2 separate regions of the Mus musculus genome follow, and region 1 is linked to region 2. The links are chromatin loops, found by intact Hi-C in ENCODE. Cell type or tissue: left cerebral cortex. All regions are shown on one strand. Each heading gives the region's core, and the rest is flanking DNA. Links, peaks and the distances in the headings are about the cores only. Region 1 holds the start of Ceacam10 (carcinoembryonic antigen-related cell adhesion molecule 10). Region 2 holds the start of Ceacam1 (carcinoembryonic antigen-related cell adhesion molecule 1).

Region 1 (16,296 bases), core at 3,014-11,013, 700 kb before region 2:
TGACTGGGATGGAAGAAAGGCTTTGGATTCCTACTTGGGGTTAGGAGGATAAGATACCACATGGTCCTGGGGGATCCACTGATGGGTGGGGTGGCATGCTGGCTCTAGAGATATCTTTATGGGGTTAATATCCCATAATGCCATGCTGTCCATATGCAGCTGAAAGAGACTAGTGGGGAAACCCCCACTCAATTACCGATTCGGCTTGCACCCAAGAATCACGAACAGACGACCATCTTGATGTAAAAGCATGAGGTAGTTTAATGACGGAGCTCCGGGCTGACACATATCTCCCGCAGGAGACAGAGGTGTTGACCACATGGTGGAGCCATAATGGCAGAGCTCCGGGTCGAAGCATATCTCATGCAGGAGACAGTGGTTTCGACCCCGAGGCTTCGAAGCTAGGGTTTTTTATAAAAAAGGGGTTGGGCTGGGGGAGGAATTGGCGAGGTTTCACATGATTGGTCCATTTAAACATTAGCAGCCTGTTAACATTTAACTTAGGTCAGAAGGGTGGGAGATAGGGAGGCGCTGAGCCAGTCCGGCATGTCATTATCTTTATGGCTAAGCAGCCTCAGTAATATCTTAATGACGGGCCTGCCCGGCATGTCCTGGCCTGTTCTGCTATGTTCTCACCCCCAGGTTTCAAAGCTCACAAACAACTCTTTGGGCTATTTGACATAAATTACATGAATCACAGGTCTCAAGTTTTATTTCCTTTCACAGCACCATAGGTAGAATAGTTGGTGGGCATGTAGACCAGCTCTAGGGTCACAGCTCCAGGACACAAAACAGTCCTTCAGGTGGCACAGTGAGTGGGTGGGCTGGTAGGTGAGGAGACTGGCTCTGGGGGTTCCTTGCCACACCCACTCCAGTAGTGACTTTCGTGACAGGCCCAAAAGCTTGGATGCAGTCCCAAGGCGAAAAGTTCACAGAAACTTAGTCTCCTGGAACCGTGGCATCCTGTAAAACGAATGTTCCAAATCTGTCCTTGCTTTAGTCGGTGAACAGATCTGTGTGCTTCCTTTCAATATTTTATTGTAAGTGCCTCTAAGGATTGATTTTGACATATAGCTAAGTTAGATTAGCCTTCACCAGTGTTCCAATATCCTAGGAAATTGTCCAGCCAACCTTGGGCTTTGATCTTTGTAAGAGTGTTACTCATTCAGATGAATATGCCTCCAGTGTTGATAGACAGTGATAGAAATCAGGCATTACATTCTACTAGAATAGAGCTAATAATCTCAGGGCTGGTCTACAGAGTATATTTAGAACAACAGCAGGGTCACTCCCACACACAGGAATTTGCAATGATCTCGGAAGAAGGAAGGTGGTGGTCTAAGAAGGAACTAGAGTAAATACTTAGAACAACAGAGAGCAGAGTCACTCCCATACACAGGAATTTACAATGGCCTAGGGAGAAGGTGGACTATACAATAGACTAGAATTGAAACTATGGCAAGGGCATGAAGCCCTTGCCCCTGGCTTCTAAGATTAAGCTGACCTTAGGTGGGGCTGCTTTTGATCCCAGTTGTTAACATTGATTTTTATCCCAGTTGGTTCCTGTTAGCTTTTATGTATGCATTCCTCTGTTTTGTTGTAAAAGTCATTTTGCATCCGATAACTTCAGTGCACCTTGGATGACCTTAATGTATCACTTAACTTCCTTGTTTCCTTCTGTAATATAAGTCTGATGCTCGCTTTGAGAAATTGCATTCAGATACAACACTCCCTTGTGTTCACATCTGTTTGTCACTTTTTTGCCGACTCCCTAACCACCTGTACTGGGACCCTGATTCTCCTGTGGGTTTAGGGGCTGACTGAGTCCAGTCTGCAGCAGTCCCTACCTTGCATCACAGTTGCAGGAAGCTATGTGGTCATGATGTGAAATGGTGAGTGGGGCAAACAATTTTTTGTTTTTTGTTTTGTTTTAAGAAAAATGTGGGACTGGGAGCTGGCTCAGAGGGTAATGCCCTTGCTCCACAAGCATAGCGTCTCAACTGGACCATACACACTCCATGAGAAGCAAAGGCAGCAAAAACCTAGAACTAACTCCCTGGCTAGACTTGCCAACATGGCAAGCTGTGGGTTCAGACTCCAAGTCAGCATGGAAACGTGAGAGTAATTGGGGAAGCTACTCAGTGTTAATCTCAGGCTTCCACACACATGTGTACACTTGTGAGTTCACACTCATGCAAGCCTCCATACACACTAAGTACACACAAGGAGTATGTAGAAAAGGCAATGAGGAGAAAGCAAAGTTTTCCCATGAGCAGAAGCTAATGACTCAGAACTATGCTGTATGAGCATGGAGGATAAGAAGAAGTCATGTGGATGGATGCAAACATAGGACCATTAAACACAGGTGTGAATGTATTCAAGAGACAGTGTTTCTCACATGAATAATTAATACAAATTAAAATGCAGAATGTTTCAGGGTGTGGTGGTTTGAATGTATTTGGCCCAGGGAGTGGCACCCTTAGGAGGTGTGGCCTTGTTGGAGAAGTTGTGGCCTTGTTGAAAGAGGTGTGGCCTTGTTGGAGAAGGTGTGGCCTTGTTGGAGGAAGTGTGTCACTATGGGGCAGGCTTTGAGACCCTCCTCCTAGCTGCCTAGAAGGCAGTCCTCTCCTGGCTGCAGTTTTGTCAAGATGTAGAACTCTCAGCTCCTTCTCCAGTACCATGTCTACCTGGATGCTGCCATGCTTCCTGCCATGATGATAATGGACTGAACCTCTGAACATGTAAGCCAGCCCCAATTAAATGCTGTCGTTTGTAAGAGTTGCCTAGGTCACTTTGTCCCTTCATGGCAATGAAACCTTAAGTAGGACACACACATGGTAAATGTAAACCCTGGTGATGACATAAGACACGTTCATGGGTAAATTTTATTTTACTTCTTGACCAGTTTCCCCTCCCTCCTCTCCTCTCATTCCCTCCCCACCACTTCCTGCCACCATCCACTCCTCCTCCATTTCCCTTCAGAAAATGAAGGGCCAGCCTTGATGGATATCAACCAGCCATGGTATAAGACATTGCAGTAAGACTAGGCACTTCCTCTTTTATTGAGGCTAGACAAGGCAACCCAGTGGGGGGAAAGCATCCCAAAGCAGACAACAGAGTCAGAGACAGTCCCTCTCCTGATGTTAGGGGTTCCACATGAAAACCAAGATGCACATCTGTAACATATGTGCAGAGGGTGTAGATTAGTGCCATGCAGACTTCATGGTTGACAGTTCAGTCTCTGTAGAGCCCTATGGGCCAGGCTATTTGATTTGGTGGATTTCTTGTGGTGCTCTTGACCCCTCTAACTCTTACAAGCCATCTTCCCCAGACCTGTTCCTCTGGACTCCCCAAGCTCTGCCTAATGATTGGCTGTGACTCTGCATCAGTTTCCATCAGTTGCTGGGTGAAGCCTCTCTGACATCAAATAGGCTAGATGCTGACAAATGAGTATAGCAGAATGTCAATAGAAAGTATTTCATTTGCTTTCCTTTTCTCTTTCTTTTTCTTTTTTTCCCATTTGTGTCTAGTTGTATCCTGATCTCTGGGCTATCCAACCTCTGGCTCCTGGCCCTCTGGGCAGTTTCAAGGGTGAGCTCCCTCTCATGGCCTGGGTCTCAAGCTGGACCAGCCATTGGTTGATCCCTCCCACAATTTCTGTATCACCTTTACCCCAGCATGTCTTGTAGCCAGGACAATTGCAAATCAAAGGTTTTGTGACTGGGTTGGTGTCCCAATGGCTCATCTAGGCTCTATCTCCCCCACTGCTAGAAATCTTAACTGGCATCACCGTCATTCATTCCTAGGAATTTCCATTGCTCTAGGTTTCTAGCTCATCCCAGAGAACCCTCCCAGTTCCAGTTGTCTCTCCCTGGAGACTCTCCCTCTAGAACACAAAATTGCCTCCCCTATCCCCTCCTTTGAAACCTTACTGGGGAAAAAAAAAAGAAATAGAGAACTAGTCTACCTCCCAAAGGCTTTCTGAGGGTCAGAAGGATATACCATGTTCTGGACACTTTTTTTAAAATTTTAATTGTATTTGTAATTCATTTTTTACACTGCATATTCCAATCCACGCCCCTCCCCTCCCACCCTCCAACTGCTCCACATCCCATACTTCCTCCCACTACATCCTGTCTCCACATGGATGCCCACACCCTCTACCGCATCTAACCTCTAAACTCCCTGGGGCTACCAGTCTCTTGAGGGTTAGGTGCATCATCTCTGAATGAACATAGACCTGGAAGTCCTCTACTGAATGTGTGTTGAGGGCCTCATATCAGCTGGTGTATGCTGTCTGTTTGGTGGTCCAGTGTCTGAAAGATCTCGGGGGACCAGATTAATTAAGACTGCTGGTCCTCTTATAGGATCAATATTTTCCTCAAATTCTTTCATCCTTCCCTAATTCAGCAACAGTGGTCAGCTGCTTCTGTCCATTGGTTGGGTGCAGATATCTGCATCTGACTCTCTCAGCTGCTTGTTGGGTCTTTCTGAGGGCAATCATGATTGATCCCTTTTTGTGAGCACTCCATAGCCCCAGTAATAGTGTCAGGCCTTGGGCCCTCCCCTTGACCTGGATCCCACTTTGGGCCTGTTGCTGGACCTTCTTTTCCTTAGGCTCCTCTCCATTTCCATCCCTGTAATTCTTTCAGACAGAAACAATTATGGGTCAGAGGTGTGACTGTGGGGTGGAAACCCATACCTCACTTGATGTCCTATCTTCCTCCTGGAGGTGGACTCTATAAGTTCCCTCTTCTTACTGTCCGGCATTTCATCAAAGGTCCCTCCCTGTGAGTCCTGAGATCTGGACACTTTTAAACATTTTCAAATATGAGAATTTAATTTGATTTTAAATCCTAGAAGAATGCACTAAAAAGAACATGTTGGTTTGCAAATGAGAATTGGCCTTTATGCTTTAGTCAAATTTACTTAGTAAGTGTGGATAAATTTATATCAACTTAACACAGGCTACAGTCATATGAGAGGATGGAGCCCCAATTGAGAAAATGCCTCCACAAAATCTGGCTGTAGGACACATGTAGGGGGTTGTCTTAATTAGTGATTGATGTGGGAGTGTCCAGCCCATTGTGGTTGGGGCCATCCCTGGGCTGGTGGTCCTGGGTTTTATAAGAAAGCAGACTGAGCAAGCCATGGAGAACAAGCCAGTAAGCATCACCCCTCCGTGCCCTCTGCAGCAGCTCCTGCCTACAAGACTGGCTCTGTCTGAGTTGCTGTCTAGATGTCCTCCAGTGATAAGCAGGTATGTGGACGTGTAGGCTGAGTAAGCTCTTCCCTCCCCCTTCTGATCACGGTGCTTCAGCACAGCAATGGCAACCCTGAGACAGTGAGTTTATGAATTAAAAGTACAAACTGAAATAACAACCACAGAACAGAAAAACACACTTGTGAATTGTATATATGATATGGCTTTTGTGTTTGGCATAAGTAACTGGTACAGCTTAGGAAAAAAAAGCAATGCTTAATTTTGGGAAATGCAAATTAAAGCTACTATGAGACGCCAGCCCACTCCAGTTAGAATGGCTGTAATCAAATTAGCTGATAACAAATGTTGAAGAGAATGTGGAGAAAGAGGAACACTTATTCATTGCTGGTGGGTGTGCAGATTTCTGTAGCCATTATACAAAGCTGTGTGGAATTCCTCAAAGAATTTGCAATAGCATATAATGCAGCTATTTCACTGGACATTTACCCAGAAACCCTGTACCCTACCATTGAGATATCTGCACCCCAATAATTATAGTTGCTCCATCCTCTATAGCAAGGAAATGGAACCAACCTAGAGCTCCATCAACAAATTAATACACAATGCAAGTCTATCACACACACACACACACACACACACACACACACGGTGAAGTAGTGTTTGTCTCTACAGAAAGATGAATCACAAACTTTACAGGGATGTGGATAGACTTAGAATATATCATGTTAAGTGAGATCATTTGATCTCAGGAAGAAAACCCCATATGTCCTTTCTTGTTTGTGGATCCTAGCTCTAATGTCTGCATGTACACATGTAATTACATATATAACATTAGGAAGGAGAACATAAAGGGGTTGGGTTTGGTTTGGTTTGGTTTGGTTTGGTTTGGTTTGGTTTGGTTTGGTTTGGTTTTCAAGACAGGGTTTCTCTGTGTAGCCCTGGCTGTCCTGGAACTCACTCTGTAGACCAGGCTGGCCTGAACTCAGAGATTCCTCTGCCTCTGCCTCCCGAGTGCTGGGGTAAAGGTGTGCACCACCACCTGGCAATGGTGCAGTAATTGTAAAGAGACAAAGTGCTCCCTCATGGGCTCACACATATGATGTACCTGGTGTGGGCCCTTTGGATGCTCTCTCGAATGTAACCGGTTTTGACGTAAAACAGGTCCTTAGCAAGCAGTGTCCACGTGGGACTCCATGCGGGGCCGCTGCCTTACTGGGAGACCTGGATCTGAAGTTCTGTCTTTCATCCTTTGAATGCTCCTGTACAGTGTAGTTCTGGTAAGTACCACCAATTAGGGACCATAGTTCTTTAAACAAGAATTTCAGCTATAAAAACTATAGAGAGTGAAGACACTGAGATGTATGCTTAAATAGTCATAATTATGAATTTATAAAACAAATTCCAAGGAATGCTGACTCACTGCTACTGCATCTCAAATACTAACACACCCGGAATTACACACACTAAGAAGCTTCCTTTTTGTGGTTTTTTTGTTTTTGTTTTGTTTTTTAAAGATTTATTTATTATTATACTAAGTACACTGTAGCTGTCTTCAGGTGCACCAGAAGAGGGAGTCAGATCTCATTACGGATGGCTGTGAGCCACCATGTGGTTGCTGGGATTTGAACTCAGGACCTTTGTAAGAGTAGTCGGTGCTCTTAACCACTGAGCCATCTCTCCAGCCCGTGTTTCTTATTGTTACAATTCTAAAATATGCTATTGTTGGTGAGTGAAAGTGCTTTGCTTTAATATTTAGAAGTCAGAATAAAACAATTTTAGAGAAAGCACAGTTCTAGGATATTGCTGCCCCAGGAACAAGATGTCCAACTAAGTTACTAGACACATGGGAACGGGGGATCAACCTCATTAGTCACCGTGGAACTGCAGATCAAAAGGCAGCCAGTCTCACTTCATGACTATAATAGTCTCTAGCAAAAAGCTGAATGGATCCTCAAAGGATCTCCACATCTGGAGCCTTTCTTGCTTAGCTCCATCATGGAGCTGGGAGCCTGGTTACCAACCTTAGGGCAGCCCAGATGTGAGCTGCAGATCTCCTCGTGAACACCAGGGGAGCCACTGAACCATATACTCAACAGAAAAACTCCTGAGGGATGAACATGTCTTGCAGCCTGGTTTCCATCCCAGTTCTGACACACCTGGAGCCAGTTCCTTCACCTAACCATACTCTGTCCTCCTGGCTCTTTCCTGTATCTCTGAGAACTCCATTCTGCAAGAACAACCAATGTGGTCCCTTCCATCCTCCATCATCCATGGGAGAGATGGGAAATCCCAGGGCATTCACCAAGGAGAACAGAGCCATCCTGGGAAGGTTACGGAGGGCACGGGCAGACCTGAATCACATTTGGCCAGCACAGGAAGATGGGGAGGTCTCCCTGGCGCCCTCCATAGGAAGATGGAGCACACAGTCCTCTTTCCAGGACACACAGGTCACGTCCTCCTGCACACCCAGGATATGAAGCCCCTGAGACAACTTGTATCCTAGGATCAGACACATGACTGGTGCCATCAGTGACGATGGATCAGGTCCTACCCAGTCATCACTCAGCTAGGCCTTTCCCAACCCTCCAGATAACTCTGCCACTTCCTGCCTGGAGTAAACCCCACCTCTGTGAGCATTGAGAGCAGGGCACACAGGGCTCCCATGGGGGTTTGTGTCACTCTAGGCTATAGAAAGTACAGGAATTCCTGCTGCAGTTGACAGCCCCAAGGCCAGGGCACAGGGCACTCCTCAGCCTTGCTGCTCGGAGTATGTTCTAGAACACTGAACTGGAAAGAGGAATAGAAGGACGGGAGGCCCGCACTGACAGGAGAACAGCATTGTCAGACTCACAGGCTCCACCCCCAGCCCACGTGAATCTGGGAGGTGCCCTCCTCTGGGAGGAGAATCAACTCTGCTAAGAAGAGCAGGGCAGATACCTGGGCAGCCAGGCTTAGCAGTAGTGTTGGAGAAGAAGCTAGCAGGCAGGCAGCAGAGACATGGAGCTGGCCTCAGCACATCTCCACAAAGGGCAGGTTCCCTGGGTTGGACTACTGCTCACAGGTAAGGAGATATTCCTTCCCAGTAGAGAGCAGGGGAGCTCAGAGACTGGCTGGGGTCTTCTGGGAGAGGAAAGGAACCTGAGAAGGGACATCTGGCTTCTGCTTGAAGCCTGAGGGCAACAGGAAGCTCGGAGTATTTGTGAATGTGAATTGGCAAATGGTGAGGAGAAACTCAGTTCTTCCCTATTGTTAAGTTTATCGCGCTGGCTAGGATATCCTGAAGACTGAAGTCCACAACTCTGTCAGGGTGACTCTCCACGTATAAACCAAACTGGGGCAAATAAACAGCATCCATACTACACTGAGAAATTTGCAAATACACTAGGCTCTGGGACACTGATTTGTACACGGGTATGTGAGCGTGTTCCGGGTAGCAGGGACTAAGCCAAAATCCACCTAGCCTCACAAAACCTCACAAAGCCCTACTTCTACTGGGCAGAAAGACAGACCAGCAAGGATATCTAGGTGGGGTCAGGTTGGCAAGCACTTCAGAAAATACAAAGCAGAGAAAGACCAGAAAATAAAGGCACAGGGTCTTTATAGAAAGTCAGAAAATATAGCCCTACATCCAGCAAAGACTCTGAGTGTGAGCTGGGGTCTGAGGGCAGTGAGCGGTGAGCTGTGTGAATGCCTGAGAAGAGCGTTTCCTACAGTGGAAAGATGCAGCGTTGCTGAGGAATGGAGGTGATGAGGCTGGCTGCCACTCAATAGGACACGCACTCACAGCAAGGCTGAGAGGTTTTGCAAAGGTCCTAACATTGATAGGTCTTTCTCTCTTCCCTCTTAGCCTCACTTTTAACTTACTGGAGCCCTGCCACTACTGCCCAAGTCACCGTTGAGGCTGTGCCGCCCAACGTTACTGCAGACAACAATGTTCTTCTACTTGTTCACAATCTGCCGCAGACGCTCCGAGTCTTTTACTGGTACAAGGGAAACAGTGGGGCTGGACACAATGAAATTGGACGATTTGTAACATCCATTAATAGGAGTAAAATGGGGCTTGCACACAGCGGCAGAGAGACAATATATAGCAATGGATCCCTGTTCTTCCAAAGTGTCACCAAGAATGATGAGGGAGTCTACACATTATATATGCTAGATCAAAACTTTGAAATTACTCCGATTTCTGTGCGATTTCATGTACACCGTAAGTAATTCTCTGTAACCTCGGGGTCATGGGTAGAGCTAATCCTGCTTCCCACACAGCACTGACAAGCCTTGATGACTCAACTATGTCCCCTACATTGTGGTGGGAACATTTAGTTCGGGGCACACAGAGGGGAGAAATACAGCAATAAACCGAGATGCCTCACTTGGACTCACTCCTTCAGAAAAGAGATTGTGAGGTAACTCAGTGTGAGGATGTCAGACTCTGCACAGTAACTTAGGCTGCTTATCCTGAGCATGGCCTCGAGAAAGACCCTTCAGGGCTCAAGCAGGGCCTGCCTGAGGAAACCATGAGAATCTCACGGAGAGGTGAGCACCAGGAAACTGCTCCAGACCCAGCCTGGACTCCAGGAACCCTGGGAAGTTGTTAGCCTGGGTTGAGATTTGCCCTCTTGTTAGAGCTGACAGGGACAACGGTTGATTGTAGGCTGGTAGGCTGTTGACAGTCAGCCTAGACTAGAGCCATGTCTGAGGTAGGTCACCTGGGTATCTCCTCCTGAGACCCAGTGTGCGCTGTGTACATGGAGAGGTATGAAAGACAACTAGCCAACTGTTGTGATGTTCCTGTGAGACTTTCCAGGAAGGACAAGAGCCCTAAAATGATAGGAGAAAACCGTGTACAAATGGCAGCTCCTTGCTCTCCAGGGTGTCAGGCCCAGGGATTATTTCCTGCAGCAAATAGTAACAGACTCTGGTCTATGGAAGGTCAGATCATTGCTCCTTTTAAGGTTAACTTGCAGGCATGGCAATGATCATTTACCAACGTGCACTGTTATAGGAAAACTGGGGGTAGGAAATAGCTATTGAGTCATGGCTCCATATGCCTCGGAGTGTCTGTGGCACTAGCTTGTCTGTCCTCAGCCACACCCTGGGGACCTTATTAGCTATCCATGCATTGGAGAGGAGCAGTGGGTTCAGAGATGTTGGTTTCAGGCATGCACAGCCTGAGTGGAAGCCTGGTCCAGGAAATGAAAGTGTTGAGCAGAAGTCAGCTTTCCTCAACAGAAGCCAGGCCTGACCAGCCCACACTCTCTTCACTAGACTTGGAATCACAGGGTCCCAGGTATGCTGGTGTCCTTCCTAGCAGAGGATGAAGGAGAAGGCTTTGTTTTCTCCCACAAGAGCCTGCAACCAGCATGAGGAAGAGTGTATAATTAGCTCTTACTGTGATGGAGGAAGAGGGAAGGAATGAGCTGGAAGCCCCTTACTTACTGAGCCAGAGTCTCCTGACAGGGTCAGTGAGAATTAAATTAGGTATTGTAGGAGGGGGTCACAGCAAGACTGAGACTGTGTCAATATTATTGCAAGAAATCAGACATTTTTATACTCTTGTCAGAAAGAGAATATAATGGTGGTTACCAGGAAGAACACAATTGTAGTTGCCATGATAAAATGACAGTATTCGAGCTGGACAGGGTCCCCAAAGAATAATGTCCGAGACTAATTGTTCTGCCAAACTCTATTTGCTCTGCTGACTTCTAGAGAATGCAGAGATACAAAGATAGCTTAAATCTCCCCTGCCTGAGGGGGGCATCTAACTGAAAGGCATGAGGTGCCCCAGGAGCCATGGGCTCGAACCTGAAAACCTAGGTTAGGAACCTCTTAGGGCTGCTACACCAGGCTGAATGCAAGAGTCCCTGACACCCCCTTTTTGATTTTTTTTTTTTTTTTTAAGATTTATTTATTTACTATATGTAAGTACACTGTAGTTGTCTTCAGATACACCAGAAGAGGGCACCAGATCTCATTACGGGTGGTTGTGAGCCACCATGTGGTTGCTGGGATTTGAACTTCAGACCTTCGGAAGAGCAGTCGGGTGCCCTTACCCACTGAGCCATCTCACCAGCCCCCCCTTTTTGATTTTTAATTTCAGAGTATGCAAGTCAATCTTTAAAGTAGATATGAAGAACCGAATTAATATTAAGGCTATAATGCTTCCCAATGTGACAACAACAACAACAAATTCCCAGAGACATTCTTATGGACCGAAGTTTAATTATAGACAGAAAAAGAATGAGCAAACATCTTTGCTAGGTTTTATATGCCCTGAGGAGAACCACAAACGTATCTTTAGGTCCAGAGAATTTCTGAATCTGATTTGATGTAACATCTCTCCAGTGGACCATGGCTTTAGAGGAGGAGGTCAGAGAAGATAAGACTCTGAGTGTGAGCTGGGATCTGAGGGCAGTGAGCAGTGAGCTGTGTGAATGCCCGAGAAGAGCATTTCGTACAGTGGAAAGCTGTAGCATTGCTGAGGAGTGGAGGTGGTACTGCTGGCTGCCACCCAATAGGACACAGGCACAGCAAGGCTGAGAGGTTTTGCAAAGGTCCTAAGATTGATAGATCTTTCTCTCTTCCTCTTAGCCTCACTTTTACCCTCCTTGAGCCCTCCCACCACTGGCCAAGTCACCGTTGAGGCTGTGCGGCCCAACGTTGCCGAAGGGGAAAACGTTCTTCTACTTGTTCACAATCTGCCACGGACGCTCCGAGCAATTTACTGGTACAGGGGAACCACTGCGGGTGAAAGAAATGAAATTGCACGATTTATAACAGCCTCCAATAAGATTATATTGGGGCCTGCACACAGCGACAGAGAGATCATATACAACAATGGATCCCTGTTCTTCCAAGGTGTCACCAAGAATGATGAGGGAGCCTACGCACTAGATATGCTATTTCAAAACTTCGATCATACCCTAATGCCTGTGCAATTTAATGTTCACGGTAAGTAATTCTCTTTAACCTCTGCGTCGTGGGTAGAGCTAATCCTACTTTACAAATTTACAATTTTTAGGTACATAATTTAGAAGGTAATATTCTATGAGGAGTAGCCATACTACCCTTCTCCCTTTCCTTTGTTTTAAAATAATGTTGAAATTGTCCATTGGCTCTGTCAACAAATGATTTGCCCTGAGTTTTCTATGGTATGCCTCTGATATGGGTTATATCAAACTTTTGGCAAAATTCTGTAAAATACTTAGAATTGTACACAATGGCATTGCCCATTTTTAATATTTTACAGATGCCTAAAAGAGCAAATCCTTAGAATAAAAACGAGTTGGCATCCTTAACTGCTTCTCCAGATAGGGGGACAGTAGCAATAAGCAAAGAGGAAGTGTATCCAGAATGACACGAACATATTTTAATTTCCTAAATCTGGGGACATAAGTAGTGTCCATGTGACAGATATGACTTGGCAAAAATCCTCCAGGAGTCATGGCATAAGAGAGTAGAGGTTGGTATTATCTCTTACACATGAAGGGCATCCATTAACTATCAGGAGAGCCTGCTATTTAGTTAGTGAAGCTTGGTTTTAATGATGAAGTGTTTTGGTGAAAGTGTGCATGGGATTCTTGTATTTTCTTTAGGTTGTTAATTTCTAGGAGAAGAGTTAGTATTAAAAGGGAATCTGTCTTTGCATTTCCCTCAGACAAAAGTCCTGTGTAGCTGTCCTGCGGCCATGGACAAGCTGGATTTCCCTGAAAAGGGGGCTGGAAATGAAAAAGAGATGGGGAGGGGGGACAAGAGAAGAATCAAGCCAAGACAAGGTTCTGATCAAGGCTCCAAATTTAATATTCAGCACTGTGTTTATATAGGGGGAACCCACAGACCAATCCTTTTTTTTTTTTTTCCAGCTGAATTATGTTGCAAAGCAAGGTCAGAGGGCAGTCTCATCTTCTAAGTTCCTGTAGGAAGTTGCACTTGCAACCCAGGGGGATAACTCCACTTAGGCTGTCAAGGTCCAACAAGGCAAACGCTCAAGGTCTATTCAACCTGCTCAAGGCTGGGAAGGGCACAGTCCTGGCAGATTAGAATGTGACCTGATATAGCCAAAATAAACTGGATTTTTGGCGTCTGCTTTTTCGGTTGAATTAAGTGTAATGAAATGAAGAGAGGTGATGGAAAAAGCAAGCTGCAATGTTTCTAGGCGCTGCCTGGCCAGCACTGTGCACTGTAAATCAGAATTTGGGTTCAGAGGTTGAGGCTTCCATTGTGAGGTGATGTAAGTGACGAGACATCTGCTGTGCAGAAGCACCTGGGTGGGGAGAAATCCGTGAAGCACTGCTAGGAACCTACACATGTAGTGGCATCTACAAATACTGTTTGTTTAGAGGGCAATGCCTGCAGCCTGGTTCCTTTAGGAAAGAGAATAGAGCATGTTTTGATGCAAAATCAGTAAGTTTACTCGAAGGGATATGGTTATCAGTTTGAAATGGATCTGCAACAAAAGCCAGTGCTAAGCCATGCAAAGTATTCATCAAAAATCCCAACAGTTTTTCATCAAAACGAATACAACATTTTTGTTGGCGCTTGCCTGGATACTTGCTTTGTGTGAGACCTGACTAAAATGATGAATTCAGCAACTATGAGCCGATACGGAGTGATCACCTTTTTGGGGGGTAATAGAGAGATGTATCTGTTCTATTGGACCCTCATCCCAGAGCAATCCTGTGGGGATTTGGGAGACAGGATACCCAGCAATGTAGCGACAGCAAATGGATCTGAGATGCACTGAAGCTGAGGGTTTTCCGCCTACCGTAATACCATACAAGCAGGCTGAGTCCATTCTCTGGGAGAAGGGTCACAATTCCCCTTAAGAACTTCAGATTCAGGTTGCAAGAGTGGTGTGGGAATTTTAAAGATAGATATAATCCAATTTATGGCTCCTAGCAGGTTTTGAAGATCATCTGGTCTTTAAGGTGTCCTCCCTAACTTCCAACTTTGAGGAATGATTCCTGAAGGCTTTATAAATTCTCCAAAATATGAGACTGGAGGAGTAGGTTAAGATTTTACAGGAGCTATAATCAATCCATAAGGAGCTAATCCAATTTATACCTCAGCAAATAAATCTCCTGGCATTCTATTCTTCTCAGCAGGCACGAGATATTATCCATATAATGTAATTACAATATTAGCAATATTATTTTTATTATACTGCTAATAATTTTTATATTATATCTATTATGTTGCTAATAATGCCATTTTATTTTATTAGCATGTAATAAATACAGGAGGAAACGGCCCTTTAGCTCTCCCAAAAGCAGTAGCAACAAGTTTTTGGTACAAATTTGAGCTATGAGGCAAAGCTTTCCAATGATGATTTGCATTGGTTTGGCTGAGTTAACAGAGGCATCCACAAGCTGTCCCCTGCTGACATTTCAAAAGCTGTGGGCACATGATTTTCTTGATTTCTAGTAGCTTGGTCCTGACAACTTTTTGAATACTCAGTCTTTTACACTAAATATTCACCCCTGTAAGACAAGCTTTGCTAAGATCCTCCAGTCAGAGGGAACAAAATAGCCAGAAGCAGAATGAAGGAGACTGTGTAAAAGAGGGCAGTTGGCCCACCCTGAGCACAAGCCTGCTTCAGATGCTTAAGAGTCTCAAGTGAACTGGTATATAGTTTTTAGCTCATTGCTGTAGTTTCAGGATGCAGCATTCACTCACCAGGAAAAGAAAAAAAAACAAAAACAAAAACAAAAACAAAACAACCCTTCCATGTCTTTTCCCGTGCCCGGGCTCAATACAGGGTCTGGGAGACCAGTATGGTGACTGAAAAGGAACTAATTATTTTATGGAGGGTGAGAAACCTCCCCAACAATGTTTTCTGACTGAGAGCAATCAGACAAGAGAGGACATGAAGCAGCAGGAAACAGTCTCTGCAGCATCAGGACCTGTTCTGATGGACAGGGGATGGGAGCAGAGGGAATTGGAGCTAGAGGTGCAGGGGAGGGGGAGGAGGGGGAGGGGGAGGAGGAGGGGGAAGGGGGAGGAGGAGAGGGGGGAGGAGGAGGAGGAAGAGGAGATACCGAGCCTCCTCACAGAGAGACACATGCTGTATCTTCAGGTTTAATCCTCCTTCTGTTCGCAGGGTTAGCTCTGCTCTTTCCAGATCATTTTCATTTTTGATTATAACTGTGTCCCTTTTCTCTCTTTGTTCTTATTTCTTTCCACAGCTAAAAAGCAGTAGGAATTTTTTTTCCAGCCCCCTTGCATTTAATTCTTCTTTCATTGCTCTTTCTAACTGGAACCGAACTCTGGGAAAGAGGGCTGATGCTCACTAGTGAACCCCAGGGATTTCATCAGCTGACGGTGCCTTGCTTCACCTCCTTCCACCAGCAATAAAGTCCGCATAACTTCTGCAAACAAAGGTTGGCTCCTTCGACTCTATCTGTTCCATTTCCACCGAAGACCACTTAGTCTTCTTATTATACTTGTGTGCACACCACCGCCAGGAGTTCCTCTCATGTTTTTTTTTTTAATGATTTTTCATAGATACCCATATTTCAGATTCTTGTTCAGGGCTCCACCTATAAGTGCAGGTGTTCCCTTCCACAGCCAGGTTTGCCTGATTGTGCTCAGAGCGGATGTACTCAACAGGCCTGGCTCAGATGGGTCACAGTAAGACTGAGGCTGGTACAAGTTTACTCCAAGAAATCAGATTTTTGTCTGAGACAGGGTTTCTCTGTGTAGCCCTGGTTGTTGAAGAACTCACTCTGTAGACCAGGCTGGCCTCGAACTCATAGATCCACCTGCCTCTGCCTCCCAAGTGCTGGGATTAAAGGCATGAGCCACTACACCTGGCTGGCAATCAGACTTTTTACATTCTTATCAGAAACAGAATATAGTGGCAGTTGCCGTGATACAATGATGTTTGCAAGTCATACAGGGTGCACAAGATGAATGTGTATGACCAATTGTTTTGAGACACACAGGTGACCCGAATGCTTCGCTGTCTGGGGGAGTGCCTCACTTCCTAAGGAACTGAGAGGTACACCGTGCTCCCCAGGAGCCACAGACTCCAGTCTCCCTCCCAGGGCAGCTAGATCAAGGCAACTCCATGA
Region 2 (16,296 bases), core at 3,782-11,781:
ACCCACCGTCAACACTCTGTAATAAGAAGGGTGGCAAGGTCACTCACATATTATGTCCAGCTTGATTGAGTTGCTCCTCCTGACGCTGACTGGATTCGAGATTTCACACTGATACTCGCCGGCATCTTCCCTCTTAATAGGGTCTATTCTGAGGATGCTGTTGTTCTGGGAGAGTGTCATTCTCTCTGTGAGCTGAAGACTCTGGCTATTGAAGAGCCACTGGATGTTGGCTCCAATGTCATTCGACAAGCAGGTCAGGGTCACAGAGTCTAGTTCTTTGACTGTGGTGTTGGTGACTTGGAGGAAGGGCTGAGTCACTGGCTCTGTGGACAAACAGAGGAGGGGACCAGCTGAGAGTCCTTCATCCTTAGAGATCTCAACCAACTCACAGGGCCCACAGAATGAAACGGTCCTCTGTAGGGTCACATGTTAGAGTTCAAGGTAAGATCTGTAAGGAGAGAGATGTAAACTCCTCCTACCCAGATCACTCAGAGTGACCCTTGTCTCAGGGCATTTGTATAGATTCCTCACCAGGAGCCTCTCCATTCCATAAATCCAGAAACCTCACCAGGGAGCAATGTTTTTCCCAATGATTTTTTTTTGTGCTAACTTTCAGTGAGTGCGGTATCAGGTACCTCTGTCACAAAATAGCTCTCTATTCTGTAATTAATTTGTCATGCGGTTAAGTTGGCCCAGCTAATCTTAAAGATGTCAAAGCCTAGACCACAGGACTGGGAGAAATCCCAAACTAAAGAATTTCTATGAGAAGAAAAATGTTATTTCCTTGCCCCATGGATAGGGACTAAATACCACAGTGAGGAAGTGAATGGTCACAGTGTTATCAACAGCTTGCCACTCTGGTGCTCACTACAGATTTCTCTAAAAGACAAGGTCTCACTACTGTACAGTCCTAGATAGCCTAGAACGTGGTCTGTAGACCAGGCTAGCCTTAAACTCAGAGACCCATCTGCTTCAGCCCTCTGAGTGCTGGGATTAGAGGTGTGAGCCACCACACATGGAGCATACCACAGAGTCACCAGGTGCTTTCCTTGTCCTTTCCTCTACACAGAAACTCAACAGGAAGGTCCCTGTTCTGCAAGCCAGTGCCCTTCACTGTTCTCAGGGATCACCCAGTGCTGGTGTCTGGGGCTCACACAGCTGGACCTTTAGAGCCAGGACACAGTTCAGAGCCAACTGCCCCAAAGTTCACTTTTTCACTTTTCCAGTCTTTGGGAACAAGCAAATCCCCATGTACTCTTTGCTGACCACCAGTGGCCTTTTCTTTCACTATTTATTTATTTATTTATTTATTTATTTATGATTTTTGAGGCAGGATCTCACTATGCAGCTGAGGCTGGCCTGGAACTCACTATGTGTACCAGGCTGGCCTCAATCTCATAAATCTCCCCCTGCCCCTCCCTCCTCAGTGCTGGGGTTAGAGGTGTGCACCACCACACTCAGCCTATGTTTATTTTTAAACCTTGAGAAGAGCAAGTGAAAAAGCATCATCAAATTCCCTGCAACGTGGTTCACCCCATCTCAGCACAGGGCTCCCAGTTATCTCCTGTAACCCAGTCTTCCCATCCCATCACTCAGGGAGACAGGAACAGATCTGGGAGCAGAGCTCAGAGCTGCTGGTCCCCATCTGAGGGGATTTTTCTCCTCTCACTTGGAGAAAATGAATGTGCGCATAGTTCAAAGCCCTGAGTGTTCCTTCTCAGTCATGGAGATCACCAAAGGAAGATGGAAATGGCAGAAGGCATGGGTTAGTGACAGAAGGAAATCTCCCTCCCTTGGGAAGTCCCTTACACCACCTGAGGCTTTTCAAGGCTGGGAGAACCTCCTCCTCCATTCCAAGTTCAATGCCAGATCAGCCAGGAGAAACAGAAAGGGGTTAGATACAGGGATGGAGGAAGCAGCTCTGGGGAGGATTGCATTTTGCCTGTTCCCATAGAAACAGGCTGGAAATGATGCTGGTTTGCACCTTCCCAGAACACCAAAAGACTCCACTCCAACCCTGGTGCTGATACTTCAGAGATCCACTTACCAAGGACTGTAATGTTCTTGACTGTGGTCCTACTGAGGCCAGTGACAGAGTTATTGACGAAGCAGGTATAGGTTCCGCTATTATTAGTAGTGATGTTGGGGATAAAGAGCTCTTGGGAGGATGCATGGGGCTTCTCATTGATAAGCCAAAAGTACTGTGCAGGTGGGTTAGAGGCTGCATGGCAGGAGAGGTTGAGGTTTGACCCTGGATGCAAATAAATATCTGAGGGGGATATAATCGGGGTGTCCGGACCATCTGGAGCAAACAGAATAAAGCCAAATGTGACGTCAGCAGAGGGAAGGGGAAATCCTGGTCTCTAGAAGGCTACAGGATCTGTGCTATAACTTCAGTTAAGCAGGTCCCAGCCAGAGCCTGGGTGAAGGTTAATAGAAGGGTACTCATGTAGTGTGCATGCGTCCTGGTCCATCACTAACACACAGAGAACAGCCCCACTGGACACTCAAGTGTTCGCTGAGCCTGAGTCTGAGATGTCCCCTGTGTCTCCATCACCCTGATCCTCTCTAGATAGGAGTAATCCCTCCAGTTCATTCTAGCTCAGGACTGCGCCTGGCTTCATGTGCTTGGGCTAGGCCAGCATATCATGGCCCACCTAGATATATATATGTGGTGGGTCTGTCATGAACCCAGAAGCGAATGTGTGTCCCGGCTCTAGCTCTCTGTATTTAGGCAGCTGTAGCAAGGATGGGGAAGAAGTTACTCACAGATAATGTTCAGGCTGAATGGGTCACTTCGGTTGACACTCACTGGATTCCGGGTTTCACACACATAGGGTCCTGTGTCATTCCTCGTGACATTGAGTAAAGTGAGAGTCCTGTTGCCCTCAGACAGCTTCAGCCTGTCACCTTCTGAAAGGCTTTCACCATTTCTGCTCCACAGGTAGTTTATATTATCAGGGTCAGTGTAAGAGTCACAGGTTAATGATACGGAGTCGTCACCCTCCACGGGATTGGAGTTGTTGCTTGTGATGTTGGGCTTTAATAATATGGCTGTGCAGATAATAGAGAGAAGATTGCCCTGTGTGGTACCTCTGATCTTTACAATGGCCTCTTTCAATCCAAGCTGGTCTCTTACCTCCCTGCCAACCCAGATCCTTAGAGAACCAGGCAGGAGGCAAATTATAGGCAGATGGAGTATCTGAGTGCTCAGAGAGGATGGGGTCTCCTGCACTGTGTATGGGAGAAGCAAGGCTCTCTCCTGAGTAACTGAGCTGCAGTTTGTTGATGCACAGATCCAAGTCTCAGAATCAGAGACCTCCTCTTATGTCCTGGTACTCACTGACTGGTTGTCTGCCTTTAGACACAATCTGTCGACTCCCTCCATTTTCCAGGACAGCTGCTGCTCAGGGTAGACAGGTGCCCTCCAAGCCTTTGCTGTTCAGGGTTGTCCTACAGATGGGCAGTGAGGACACTTCCCATTGAGCTTCCCAGAGAATCCTCACAGCCTGTCAAATACCTCACACAAGAGACTTGCAGTTGCCTAGCATTCAGGTTGGGCCGGGCTACAAGGTGGGCCAATTTTGTCGGGTGTTTGGTGTTGACTGACATGAGTAAGAAGAGATCCCCCAAAAGAGAAGCCTGAGTGCAAGAAATTATCTAAAAGAATAACAAGTGCCTAATAAGATCTCCAGGGTGGGGAGGCTGGAGATGTGGCTCTGGACAGATAAACTCATGCCACCCAGGGCCTATGTGACCCTGACTCAGTGACTGTATCTACTGCCTCAGTTTCCCCATAATAGGACATATGGTAAATGATCATTGCCATGCCTGCAAATGAACCTTAAAAGGAGCAATGATCTGACCTTCCATAGACCAGAGTCTGTTACTATTTGCTGCAGGAAATAATCCCTGGGCTTGACACCCTGGAGAGCAAGGAGCTGCCATTTGTACACGGTTTCCTCCTATCATTTTAGGGCTCTCGATTTTCCTGGGAAGTCTCACAGGAACATCACAACAGTTGGCTAGTTGTCTTTCATACCTCTCCATGTACGCAGAGCACACTGGGTCTCAGAAGGAGATACCCAGGTGACCTACCTCAGACATGGCTCTAGTCTAGGCTGACTGTCAACAGCCTACCAGCCTACAATCAACCGTTGTCCCTGTCAGCTCTAACAAGAGGGCAAATCTCAACCCAGGCTAACAACTTCCCAGGGTTCCTGGAGTCCAGGCTGGGTCTGGAGCAAAGTTTCCTGGTGCTCACCTCTCCGTGAGATTCTCATGGTTTCCTCAGGCAGGCCCTGCTTGAGCCCTGAAGGGTCTTTCTCGAGGCCATGCTCAGGATAAGCAGCCTAAGTTACTGTGCAGAGTCTGACATCCTCACACTGAGTTACCTCACAATCTCTTCTCTGAAGGAGTGGGTCCAAGTGAGGCATCGCGGTTTATTGCTGTATTTCTCCCCTCTGTGTGCCCCGAACTAAATGCTCCCACCACAATGTAGGGGACATAGTTGAGTCATCAAGGATTGACAGTGCTGTGTGGGAAGCAGGATTAACTCTACCCATGACGCCGAGGTTACAGATAATTACTTACGGTGTACATGAAATCGCACAGTCGCCTGAGTACGACGATAGTTTTCATCTGTCATATCTAGTGTGTAGACTCCCATATCCTTCATGGTGATCATTTGGAAGAGCAGGGATCCATTGCTGTATATTATCTCTCTGCCGCTGTATGCTTGCCCCGTGAAATTCATATTACTATTTGGTACAAATCGTGCAATTTCTTTGTCTATAGCCGTAGTGTTTCCCTTGTACCAGGCAAAGGCTCCAAGCGCCAGGGGCAGATTGTGAACAAGTAGAAGAACATTGTTGTCTTCAGCAACCTGGGGCGGCACAGCCTCAATGGTGACTTCAGCAGTGGTGGCAGGGCTCCAGGAGGCTAAAAGTGAGGCTAAGAGGGAAGAGAGAAAGACCTATCAATCTTAGGACCTTTGCAAAACCTCTCAGCCTTGCTGTGCCTGTGTCCTATTGGGTGGTGGCCAGCAGATCACCTCCATTCCTCATCTTTCCACTGTAGGAAACGCTCTTCTCCGGCATTCACACAGCTCACCTCTCACTGCCCTCAGACCCCAGCTCACACTCAGAGTCTTTGCTGAGTGTAGGCCTATCTTCTCTGACCCCCTCCTCTAAAGACCCTGCACCTTCATTTTCTGGCCTTTCTCTGCTTTGATTTTTTCTGAAGTGCTTGCCAACCTGACCCCACCTAGATGCCCTCGCAGGTCTGCCGTTTTACACATAGAACTAGGGCTTTGTGTGCAGGGCTAGGTGGGTTTTGGCTTAATCCCTGCTGCCTGGAACATGCTCATATACCTGTTTGCAAATCAGTGTCCCAGAGCCTAGTGTATTTGCAAATTTCTCAGTGTAGTATGCAATAATTCTGTTTACTTGCCCCAGTTTGGTTTTTACGTGGAGAGTCACCCTGACAGAGTTGTGGACTTCAGTCTTCAGGATATCCTAGCCAGTGCGATAAACTTAACAATAGCAAAGAACTGAGTTACTCCTCACCACTAGCCAATTCACACTCACTGAGAGCTTCCTGTTGCCGTCAAGCTTCAAGCAGAAGCCAGATGTCCCTTCTCAGGTTCCTTTCCTCTCCCAGAAGAGCCCAGCCAGTCTCTGAGCTCCCCTGCTCTCTACTGGGAAGGAATATCTCCTTACCTGTGAGCAGTAGTCCTCCCCAGGGAACCTGCCCTTTGTGGAGATGTGCTGAGGCCAGCTCCATGTCTCTGCTGCCTGCCTGCTAGCTTCTTCTCCAACACTACTGCTAAGCCAGGCTGCCCTGATATCTGCCCTGCTTTTCTTAAAGGAGCTTTGTCTCCTCCCAGGGGAGGGCACCTCCCAGATCCACGTGGGCTGGGGGTGGAGCCTGTGAGTCTGACAATGCTGAACTCCTGTCAGTGTGGGCCTCCCGTCCTTCTATTCCTCTTTCCAGTTCAGTGTTCTAGAACATACTCCGAGCAGCAAGGCTGAGGAGTGCCCTGTGCCCTGGCCTTGGGGCTGTCAACTGCAGCAGGAGTTCCAGCATTTCCTGTAGCCTAGAGTGACACAAACCCCCATGGGAGCCCTCTGTGCCCTGCTCTCAATGCTCACAGAGGTGGGGTTTACTCCAGGCAGGAAGTGGCAGAGTTATCTGGAGGGTTAAGGAAAGGCCTAGCTGAGTGATGACTGGGTAGGACCTGATCCATCGTCACTGATGACACCAGTCATGTGTCTGATCCTAGGATACAAGTTGTCTCAGGGGCTTCATATCCTGGGTGTGCAGGAGGAGGTGACCTGTGTGTCCTGGAAAGAGGACTGTGTGCTCCACCTTCCTATGGAGGGTGCCAGGGAGACCTCCCCAGCTTCCTGTGCTGGCCAAATGTGATTCAGGTCTGCCCGTGCCCTCCGTAACCGTCCCAGGATGGCTCTGTTCTCCTTGGTGAATGCCCTGGGATTTCCCATCTCTCCCATGGATGATGGAGGATGGAAGGGACCACATCGGCTGTCCTTGCAGAATGGAGTTCTCAGAGATACAGGAAAGAGCCAGGAGGACAGAGTATGGTTAGGTGAGGGAGCTGGCTCCAGGTGTGTCAACTGGGATGGAAACTGCAATCCAGGTTGCAAGATAGGTTCTTGCGTATTCTTTCGTTGGTCATCCAGATCCCGGGAGCTCTGTGGGGGTCTGGCCTCTTGGCACTGTTGCTCCCTCCACTGGGCTGCAAACCCCCCTCGGCTCCTTCAGTCCCTTCTCCAACTCCTCCATCTGGGACCCCATGCTCAGTCCAATGGTTGACTGTGAGCTTTCGCCTTGCCTCTGTACTTGTCAGGCTCTGGTAAAGCTTCTTAGGAGACAGACAGATCCGGCTTCCATCAGCTAGCACTTCCTGACATCCACAATCGTGTACAGGTTTGGTGGCTATATGTTGAATGGATCCCCAGGTGGGGCAGTCTCTGGATGGCCTTTCCTTCAGTCTTTGCTCCACACTTTGTCTCCGTATTTCCTCCTGTGAAGATTTTGTTCACCCTTCTAAGAAGCAGTGAAGCATCCACACTTTGGTCTTTCTTCTTCTTAGGCTTCATATAGTCTGTGAATTGAATCTTGGGTATTCTGAACTTTTGGACTAATATCCACTTATCAGTGAGTACATATCTTGTTTGTTTGTTCCTTTGTGACTGAGTTACCTCACTCAGGATGATATTCTCAAGTTCCATCCATTTGCCTATGAATTTCATGAAGTCATTGTTTTTAATGGCTGATTAGTAGTCTGTTGTGTAAATGTACCACATTTTCTTTCTTTCTTTCTTTCTTTCTTTCTTTCTTTCTTTCTTTCTTTCTTTCTTTCTTTCTTTCTTTCTTTCTTTCTTCCTTTTTTGTTTTTCGAGACAGGGTTTCTCTGTATAGTCTAGGCTGTCCTGGAACTCACTTTGTAGACCAGGCTGGCCTCGAACTCAGAATTCCGCCTGTCTCTGCCTCCCAAGTGCTGGGATTAAAGGTGTGCGCCACTACCGCCCGGCTGTACCACATTTTCTGTATCCATTAGTGACACATGGCCCTGGCCAAACATGTGGCAGAAGATGGCCTTATTGGATATCAGTGGGAGGAGAGGCCCTCAGGCCTGAGGCTGTTCAATACTCCAGTGTAGGGGAATGCCAGGGCAGGAGAATGAGAATGGGTGGATGTGGGAGCATCCTCATAGAGGTAGGGGGAGGGAGGTAAGGATAGGGGGGTTCTGAAGGGGAGACCTGGAAAGGGGAAAACATTTGAAATGTAAATAAAGAAAATATACAAGGGGTGGTCATGGCTCAGGAGTTTTTTCTGTTGATTATATGGTCCAATTTCGCCCCCTGGTGTTCAGGAGGAGACCTGCAGCTCACATCTGGGTTGCCCTAAGGATGGTAACAAGGCTTTCAAAACTGTGGAGGAGTTGAGCACTAAGGTTTCCAGGAAAGATCCCAAGTGTATAGATCTTTTCAGGATCCATTCCTTTTTTTTTTTTTTTTAGCTAGAGACTATTATATCTGTGAAATGAGACTGACTGCCATTTGATCTGCAGTTCCACGGTGACTAATGAGGTTGATCTCCCATTCCCATGTGTCTAGTAACTTAGTTGTACATCTTGTTCCTGGGCAGCAATATCCTAGAACTGTGCTTTCTCTATAATTGCTTTATTCTGACTTCTAAATTTTAAAGCAAAGCACTTTCATTCACCAACAATAGCATATTTTAGAATTGTAACATTACAGAGACAAAGTTTGGAGCTGAGACAAAAGGATGGACCATCTAGAGATTGCCATATCCAGGGAGCCATCCCATAATCAGCCTCCAAACACTGACACCATTGCATACACTACCAAGATTTTGCTGAAAGGACCCTGATATAGCTGTCTCTTGTGAGACTGTGCCGGGGCCTAGAAAACACAGAAGTGGATGCTCATAGTCAGCTATTGGATGGATCACAGGGCCCCCAATGGAGGAGCTAGAGAAAGTACCCAAGGAGCTAAAGGGATCTGCAACCCTATAGGTGGAACAACATTATGAACTAACCAGTACCCCGGAGCTCTTGACTCTAGCTGCATATGTATCAAAAGATGGCCTAGTCGGCCATCACTGGAAAGAGAGGCCCATTGGACTTGCAAACTTTATATGCTCCAGTACAGGGGAACGCCAGGGCCAAAAAGTGGGAGTCGGGGGGATGGTATGGGGGACTTTTGGGATAGCATTGGAAATGTAAATGAGGAAAATACCTAATAAAAATTATATACATATATTAAAAAAAGAATTGTAACATTAAAAACCACAAAAAGGAAGCTTCTTAGTGTGTGTAATTCCTGGTGTGTTAGTATTTGAGATGCAGTAGCAGTGAGTCAGCATTCCTTGGAATTTGTTTTATAAATTCATAATTATGATTATTTAAGCATACTTATGAGTGTCTTCACTCTCTATAGTTTTTATAGGTGAAATTCTTGTTTAAAGAACTATGGGCCCTAATTGTTGGTACTTACAAGAACTACACTGTACAGGAATATTCAAAGGATGAAAGACAGAACTTCAGATCCAGGCCTCCCAGTAAGGCAGCAGCCCCGCATGGAGTCCCACGTGGACACTGCTTGCTAAGGGCCTGTTTTACGTCAAAACCGGTTACATGCGAGAGAGCATCCAAAGGGCCCACACCAGGTACATCATATGTGTGAGCCCATGAGGGAGCACTTTGTCTCCTTAGAACTACCACACCATTGCCAGGCGGTGGCGCACACCTCCAACACTCGGGAGGCAGAGGAAGGAGGATCTCTGTGAGTTTCAGGCCAGCCTGGTCTACAGAGTGAGTTCCAGGACAGCCAGGGCTACACAGAGAAACCCTGTCTTGAAAACCAAACCAAACCAAACCAAACCAAACCAGACCAAACCCCTTCATGTTCTCCTTCCTAATGTTATATATGTAATTACATGTGTACATGCAGACATTAGAGCTAGGATCCACAAACAAGAAAGGACATATGGGGTTTTCTTCCTGAGATCAAATGATCTCATTTAACATGATATATTCTAAGTCTATCCACATCCCTGTAAACTTTGTGATTCATCTTTCTGTAGAGACGAACAATACTTCACAGTGTGTGTGTGTGTGTGTGTGTGTGTGTGTATGTGTGAGTGTGTGTGTGTGTGTGTGTGTGTGTATGTGTGAGTGTGTGGTAGACTTGTATTGTGCATTCATATATTGATGGAGATCTAGGTTGGTTCTACTTCCTTGCTATATGGGATGGAGCAGCTGTAATCATGGGAGTGCAGATATCTCAATGGTAGGGTACAGGTTCTCTGGGTATATGTCCAGTGAAATAGCTGCGTTATATGGTATTGCTATTTTTTAAGAGACTTCCACACAGCTTTGTATAATGGCTATTAATTTGCACACCCACCAGCAATGAGTGTGTGTTTCTCTTCCCCCCCACACTCTCTCTGTAGGCATAATGTTATTGCATATTGTTTAAATATTAACCTTGTATAATGCTGATTTCTGTGCCCCTTTGCCAGGTAACTATCTATACTGTGTCTCCTGCTTCAGGGCTGTGTAAGCATTGGTCCCCATTTATTCTCTGATTTGTCAATAAAAGCTGATCAGCTAATGACTGAGCAGGGTTTATAGAATAGGACTGGACTTCCTCCCATCCAGGGGAGGGAGGGAAAGAGGGAGGAAGGAAGGGAGAGAAACAGAGAGGAGGAAGAGAGATTAGCCAAGGGGAGAGAGTCCATGAGACATGATGGAGAAACAGCTGGAGCAGAGAAAGCCATAAAATGCAAGGATCTTGGGGATTTGGGCTGGGAGGCCACCAGATTAGCTTAGAGGATTAAAATAGGTTCATACTGCTCAGTTGTGCCCTTAAACCTTTAAATAAATATAATACTCCAGTCTATTATTCGGGAGCTGCTACCCGGGTAAAGAGAAAACCAAACACTTATTAAAAAGCCACCAACACCTCTCCCAACATTTGTTATCAGTTACTTTGATTATAGCTATTCTAACTGGGGTGGGCTGGTATCTCACAGCTGTTTAATTTGTATTTCCATGATAACTAGGTATTGGGCTTTTTCTGAGTTGTACCAGTTATTTGTTGTGAGTATAGTTTATAAATGTTTTCCTGCTCTGCATATTCTCATTTCCGTTTGTAGATTTAATTCACAAACTTGCTGTCTGAGGGTTACTGTCGCTGTGATGAAACATCATGATCAGAGGGAACTTTGGGTCCGAAGGGTTTATTTGGTTTACACCTCCCTATTACTTACTGCTCATCATCAAAGGAAGGCAGGACAGGATCTTAAATAGGGAAGGAGCCTGGAGGCAGGAGCTGATGCAGAGGCCATGGAGGGGGGCTGCTTACTGGCTTGCTTACCCTGCTTTCCTATAGAACCCAGGACCACCAGCCCAGGGACAGCAGCAACCACAATGGTCTGGGCCCTCCCTCATGGATCAATAATTTAAAAAGTTCCCTACAGGGTTGCCTACAGCTGTATCTTAAGAATGCATTTTCTCAATTGGAGCTCCCTTCTCTGACATGACTATAGCCTGTGTCAAGTTGACATAAAGTTATCCAGAAGACTTAAGTAAACTTGACTAAAGCATGAGGGCCAGTATTCATTCACAAAACCAACTATTGTTTTTTAATGCAAATTCTTCTAAAACTTAAAAGCAATTTAATTTTTCACATTTGAAAGTGTTTAATAGTTTCCAGAACATTAAGCCTTTGGGAGGTAGACCAGCTTGCTTGCTCTTGTCCTCCCCTCCCCTCCCCCCCCCACCCCCCCAGGTTTCGAATGAGGGTCGGTGGAGGCACTTTTGTGTTCTAAGTTTTTTTTTTTTTTTTCTGTTTTCTTCAAATAGTGAAGAGGATTGGAGCCACTTACTTTTTTGAAAGTACTTTAATTATTTGACAACTCCACACCCACGTGAAAATATACTTTGGTCATACACAACCCCATTCCTTAGTCACTGCTTCCCACCCTGCTGCATGTGTGAAGTGGACACTTAAGGGCTCCTTAGAGAGTCCATTGTGTTGGATGGTATTGCGCTGGGGCGCACACAGGAAGGAGTTTTCCTCAAGTGGACACTAGTGAGCAGGACTCCCTGCTTAAGGACATTACCCTATTGCACCATGAGGTTGAACAGCATGGTCTCTTCTGCCTGCTCTGTCCTCTCTCTGTGGAGAAGCGCTTCAGCTCCCGCACTGCTTCCGTGCCTTGCTGCTCTGGTGCCAGGCCTCTTGTCCTTCCTTGAAGCTGAACTTTCAGACAGGCAGCAGCAGCACCCAGAGACACACGGGCTGAGTCCCTAACCTCTTCTGCTCTCAGTGTGGCCTTCCAGTCCTTTCTGCCCTTCTGTCTTCATGGCCCAGTCCTCTAGAACACACTTTGAGTAGGAATGTTAATCAGGATCACTTGATTTTCGAGACCAGGTTACCCCAGGGCTAACCTCTGCCATGTCCTGGCCCTGGCCCTGCCAGCATCAGAGGGAGCCCCTGTCCTTCCTAAACCCTGTGGTTTATTCCCTCTTGTGATACAGAAACCCTGCTGAGCCCAGTCTGCCCATTGAGCAATCTCAATGCTCTGGGAAGTGGGATTTACTCCCAGCAGGAAAGTGACAGAGATTGTCTGTGAGGTCTGGAAAGGGGCCAGTGGAGTGATGACTGGGGAGGGGATGGAACCATTGTCACTGGTGTCACCAGTTAGGTTCTGATCCAGGAATGGAAGCCCAGGAACAGTTATCTTAGAAGATTTGTGTCCTAGATGTGCAGGAGGATGGGACTTGTGTGACCTAAGAGAGAATGTGGACCTCATCATCCTATGAATAGTCTCAGGGAGAGATGCTACCTGCCTGTGTGGGCTGAGCTGTGTCTGGGGTCTGTTCATGTCCTCTTGACCTTTCTGGGACAGCTTTGTCATCTGTCTAGGTGACTCCCCTATAATCACCTGGTCTCTTCTGGTGAGTGATGGCCAGGAGGCAAAGTAATATCCTCAGAGACATGAGAAGAAGACAATTTTAGAGCAGGCTTGTGGGAGATGTCTGTAGATATTGGGACTGTTGGAAACTAGGTGACTTAGTTTGCTTTCTATTGCTGTGATAAACACCACGAGCAAAGCAACTAGGGTAAGAAGGAATTCTTTTGTCTTACAATATACAATATATATATATATATATATATATATATATAAAGTCCATTTTGAAAGGAAGTCATAGCAGAAACTGAAGCAGAGTCCCTGGAAGACTGTTGCTTCCTGGCTTGCTCCCAAGGCTTGTTCAAACTGCTTTTTAATACAACTTGAGGCCACATACTCAGGGGTGGCATTACTCCTAGAGGGCTGGGTCCTTCCACATCAATTACAAATCAAGAAAACACCTCACAGAGTTGTCTATAGGCTGAGAGAGTCCATGGCCAGCAGACTAATGACCAGTGTAAGGCAAGATGGAAATCCTGTTCAACTTTAGGTCCTATGTCCTGCTGCGCTGTTTTGAATGTCCCTTTTCTTGCCAGTCCCATATTGCTTTGTTATGTTTGCTCTTAGTATATTTGACCTAAATATGGTGACTCCTATGCACTCCCCCTTCTGCTCGTGGTTGCTTTAGCCATTTGGGACCTTGTGCTTCTGAGTGAATGTAGTGTTTTCTATTTCTCTTCACAGATATGCTTTTGTGTTTTTGGAATTTGATGGGGATTGCACTGGATCACTTTTGGTAATATCATCACTGGACTGGTTTGACCCACTGGCTGCCAAGGTAATGAATGGAGACTTTTTGTGATTATGAAAGCTTGGCCTTAGCTTAGGCTTGTTCCCAACCAGCTTGTATAGCTTCAATTTACTTATTTATCCTAATCCACATGGCTCATTACCTCTCTCTTAGCCAATCAGTCCCAGCGTCTGTTTCTCCCTCTGCATCTTGCTGGCCAATCCCCTGTGCCTGATTCTTTCCCACAGTTTTTAATCTCTGACAGATGTCTCTCCTCTCCTTGCCTCGCCTCGCCCCGCCCCATCCTGCCCTCCCCCTCCGCTCCCCTCCCCTCTCCTGTCCTCTCCTCTTTGCTATAGGATATTCAGCTCTTTAGTAAACCAATCAGAAGGATGGAGAAGAATGTTTACAAAACACTTAGACAGGTAAAGTTTCATAAAAATAACAATAACAAGGTTGGCCTGTACTCAAATCTTTGCCACAGAAATCAACATTGGAATAATACAAAGGTAACCTTTACACAAGACATTATCCCAACATCTTCCCCTTTTAGACAAATAAAGGGTCTTTCTCTCAAATCAATAGATGATATATAATAAGAACAATTATCAGGTAAGAATTACATTCACAAATGTCCAGTCCTTTTTACCTGGCAACTTTGGAGAAAGTGCTCCACTATTGATCCTATTTTGGTGAGTCCAAAGCTCTGCACCTAAGTCACTTTCTATCACTATTAAAGCTTTCAGATTCTCTGACCTTTACAGCTTGCATCTGCCATCTTTAAACATCTTTGACATTTCAACAGTTATAACTTGTTTTTATCAACCTTTAAAACATCCTCTTAGATCCTGCACAACTTAAACTTTATATGTTTATAAACGTGAACCTCTTTTGTGAGTTTTAACTTTCTGAATGTGATAACAAGGAAACTTTTAGACTATAACTATATAGTCTTCATTCCCACCAAAGACGTGAGAAAGATACATTTTACCTGAGTAAACAGGAAGTTCAGAGCAAGCAGCTTCCAAAACTGTAGATATGACAGAGACAGCTGGTGTTGAACAGTCACCTGAGATGCCTCTGCAACATTGAGACATCTATGAAGTGGAAATTTCTGGTTCTTAGGAAACTCAGTTATGTTATCTGCTGTTTTGCAGGTGCATACAGGTGAAAGGATGTTTTGCTGAAGCAGACACAGGAGAGGGCCTGTGATGTTTAGAAATAATGTAAATATGACCCCACAGAGAGTGGGAGGAGGCTCTGGTGTTGGTTTGCCTTGCATCACGTTGCTAATGTTCACTTGCTGTAACTTGGTAGAGAGTAACTTGCTGAAGAACTTCTTGTGATATTCCTTTGGCTACTTGCTGACTCTGCAGACTCAGGCCAATAGGTGGAGCCATGTGGTTTCTTCTGAATTGAACTGCCATTGCTGAGTTGTGAGTGGTTATTGCCAGGTGGACTGGACTGCTGCTGCTGATACATGCTGGTGTTGTTCTAGTGGACTGCTGCTGCTGCTGATACATGCTGGTGTTGTTCTAGTGGACTGCTGCTGCTGCTGATACATGCTGGTGTTGTTCTAGTGGACTGCTGCTGCTGCTGATACATGCTGGTGTTGTTCTAGTGGACTGCTGCTGCTGCTGATACATGCTGGTGTTGTTCTAGTGGACTGCTGCTGCTGCTGATACATGCTGGTGTTGTTCTAGTGGACTGGATTGCTGACGATGAAGATTGGAATAACCCCAAAGAACTATTTATAAACAGGTCTACAACCTGTTTCCTATTAACTGTTATTTGATTTTTATTTTTAAATGTATGTGGGTACACTGCCACTGTCTTCAGACACAACAGAAGAGGGCATCAAATCCTGTTACCCATGGTTGTGAGCCACCATGAGATTGCTGGAAATTGAACTCAGGACCTCTGGAAGGGCAGTCAGTGTTCTTAACTGCTGAGCCATCTCTCCAGCCCCACAGTACCACAATTTTTGCTGGGTCTATTTTTTTGCTAACTGATGAACTCTCATTTTTCCTTTCAGAATCAATTCAGAAACCTTTCTACATAGGTCTTTAATTTCTTACTCTGTGTGTGTGCTAAGAATATGCACTCTACAATATCTTTTCTGTGCATAACAATTCCTGAAGGAGAATGAATAGAAGGCAAAAGACTAGACAACTTTTAAACTTGCCAGTTCATTTGGTGCCCAACATGGAATATATTATCCATACCTTTAAAATCCATGTTCAGAATATTAGACAAGAGAATAGAAAGCAGAAAAAGGGTAGAAAGCAGAGAAGGCAGAGATCCTGCAGAGCTACAAGGTCGAGAGCCGCTTGCTGTGTCCTGGGGTTGGGAGAGCACTGGGTGGGATTGCACATGGGAGACAGAGCTGCAACCGGCTATGACCCACCTTCTACATGCTAGGGACTGTGGGTAACAGTCCAGCTCGATATAGATTTAGGCTAACAGCTGGCATGGAACTAGGCATTTTGCTCCCATTGGAGAGATACTGAGTGATCTGCATGCTGCAAAGGGAGGAATCAAGCACAGGACTGCAGAAGAGACTCCTGCTATGCACACAACAGCAGTTACCTAGCATCTACAGCTTCTCAAAGGCCAATTGCTCAGGGCTTATAGAACAGAGCTCTCAAAGTACAGCAAGGTGCCTGCCAGAGAAGAACAATAATACCCCAAGAGAAGCTGCAACAACAACAACCAACAAATCCTGGCTTTTTTACTGGAGCCTCGGGGTGGCAGTGGAGAAGGAAGCAGTTCTTATCTAGGTGTAGGTGGGAGGCTGATGGAGCTGTTCTCTTGGGCTAAAAGCTTATCTGAGGTGGGGCAATACCAACTTGTTAGACCCAGCTGAGGGGACTCATCTTGGCCTGACTCATGCTGGCTAGAGGAGAGAACTCCAAGGTCTGACAACTTCCTAGATTGGAGGAGAGATCTGGATGTGATGAGGGAGCTGTTGGCATTTTGTCTAGGCTCCATGCCACAGTTACATGGCAACAGCCAGGTATGCCTGACTCACTATAAAG

Evidence for each region. A loop is a pair of places that touch in the nucleus more often than their neighbours do. Peaks named below come from ENCODE experiments on the same cell type or tissue, not always from the same donor. Only the 100,000 strongest peaks of a DNase experiment are listed, where the experiment ranks them.
Region 1: a loop joins it to region 2, with 14 times the contacts of the local background. A loop is called at or near these places in 6 of 42 quality-filtered maps.

Annotation. Positions count from the first base shown.
Region 1 is chr7:24,769,055-24,785,350 of GRCm38, forward strand. It overlaps Ceacam10 (carcinoembryonic antigen-related cell adhesion molecule 10), which reads left to right and starts at 8,150. Exons shown (of 4, transcript NM_007675.4): 1 at 8,150-8,285; 2 at 9,072-9,431; 3 at 11,816-12,175; 4 at 15,409-15,602. The coding sequence starts at 8,222. The coding sequence ends at 15,422. In left cerebral cortex, for the core only: a CTCF peak has its summit at 7,280; DNase peaks (open chromatin) are centred at 5,084, 5,090 and 5,439.
Region 2 is chr7:25,471,751-25,488,046 of GRCm38, forward strand. It overlaps Ceacam1 (carcinoembryonic antigen-related cell adhesion molecule 1), which reads right to left and starts at 5,875. Exons shown (of 9, transcript NM_001039185.1): 1 at 5,721-5,875; 2 at 4,594-4,953; 3 at 2,770-3,054; 4 at 2,048-2,302; 5 at 48-323. The coding sequence starts at 5,784. The region is part of intron 4 of 4732471J01Rik (RIKEN cDNA 4732471J01 gene); the gene reads left to right. It overlaps Gm38967 (a long non-coding RNA gene), which reads right to left and starts at 15,091. Exons shown (of 2, transcript XR_881898.3): 1 at 14,250-15,091; 2 at 11,436-11,941. In left cerebral cortex, for the core only: a CTCF peak has its summit at 7,891 (motif pointing left); DNase peaks (open chromatin) are centred at 5,901 and 7,887; H3K27ac peaks cover 250 bases.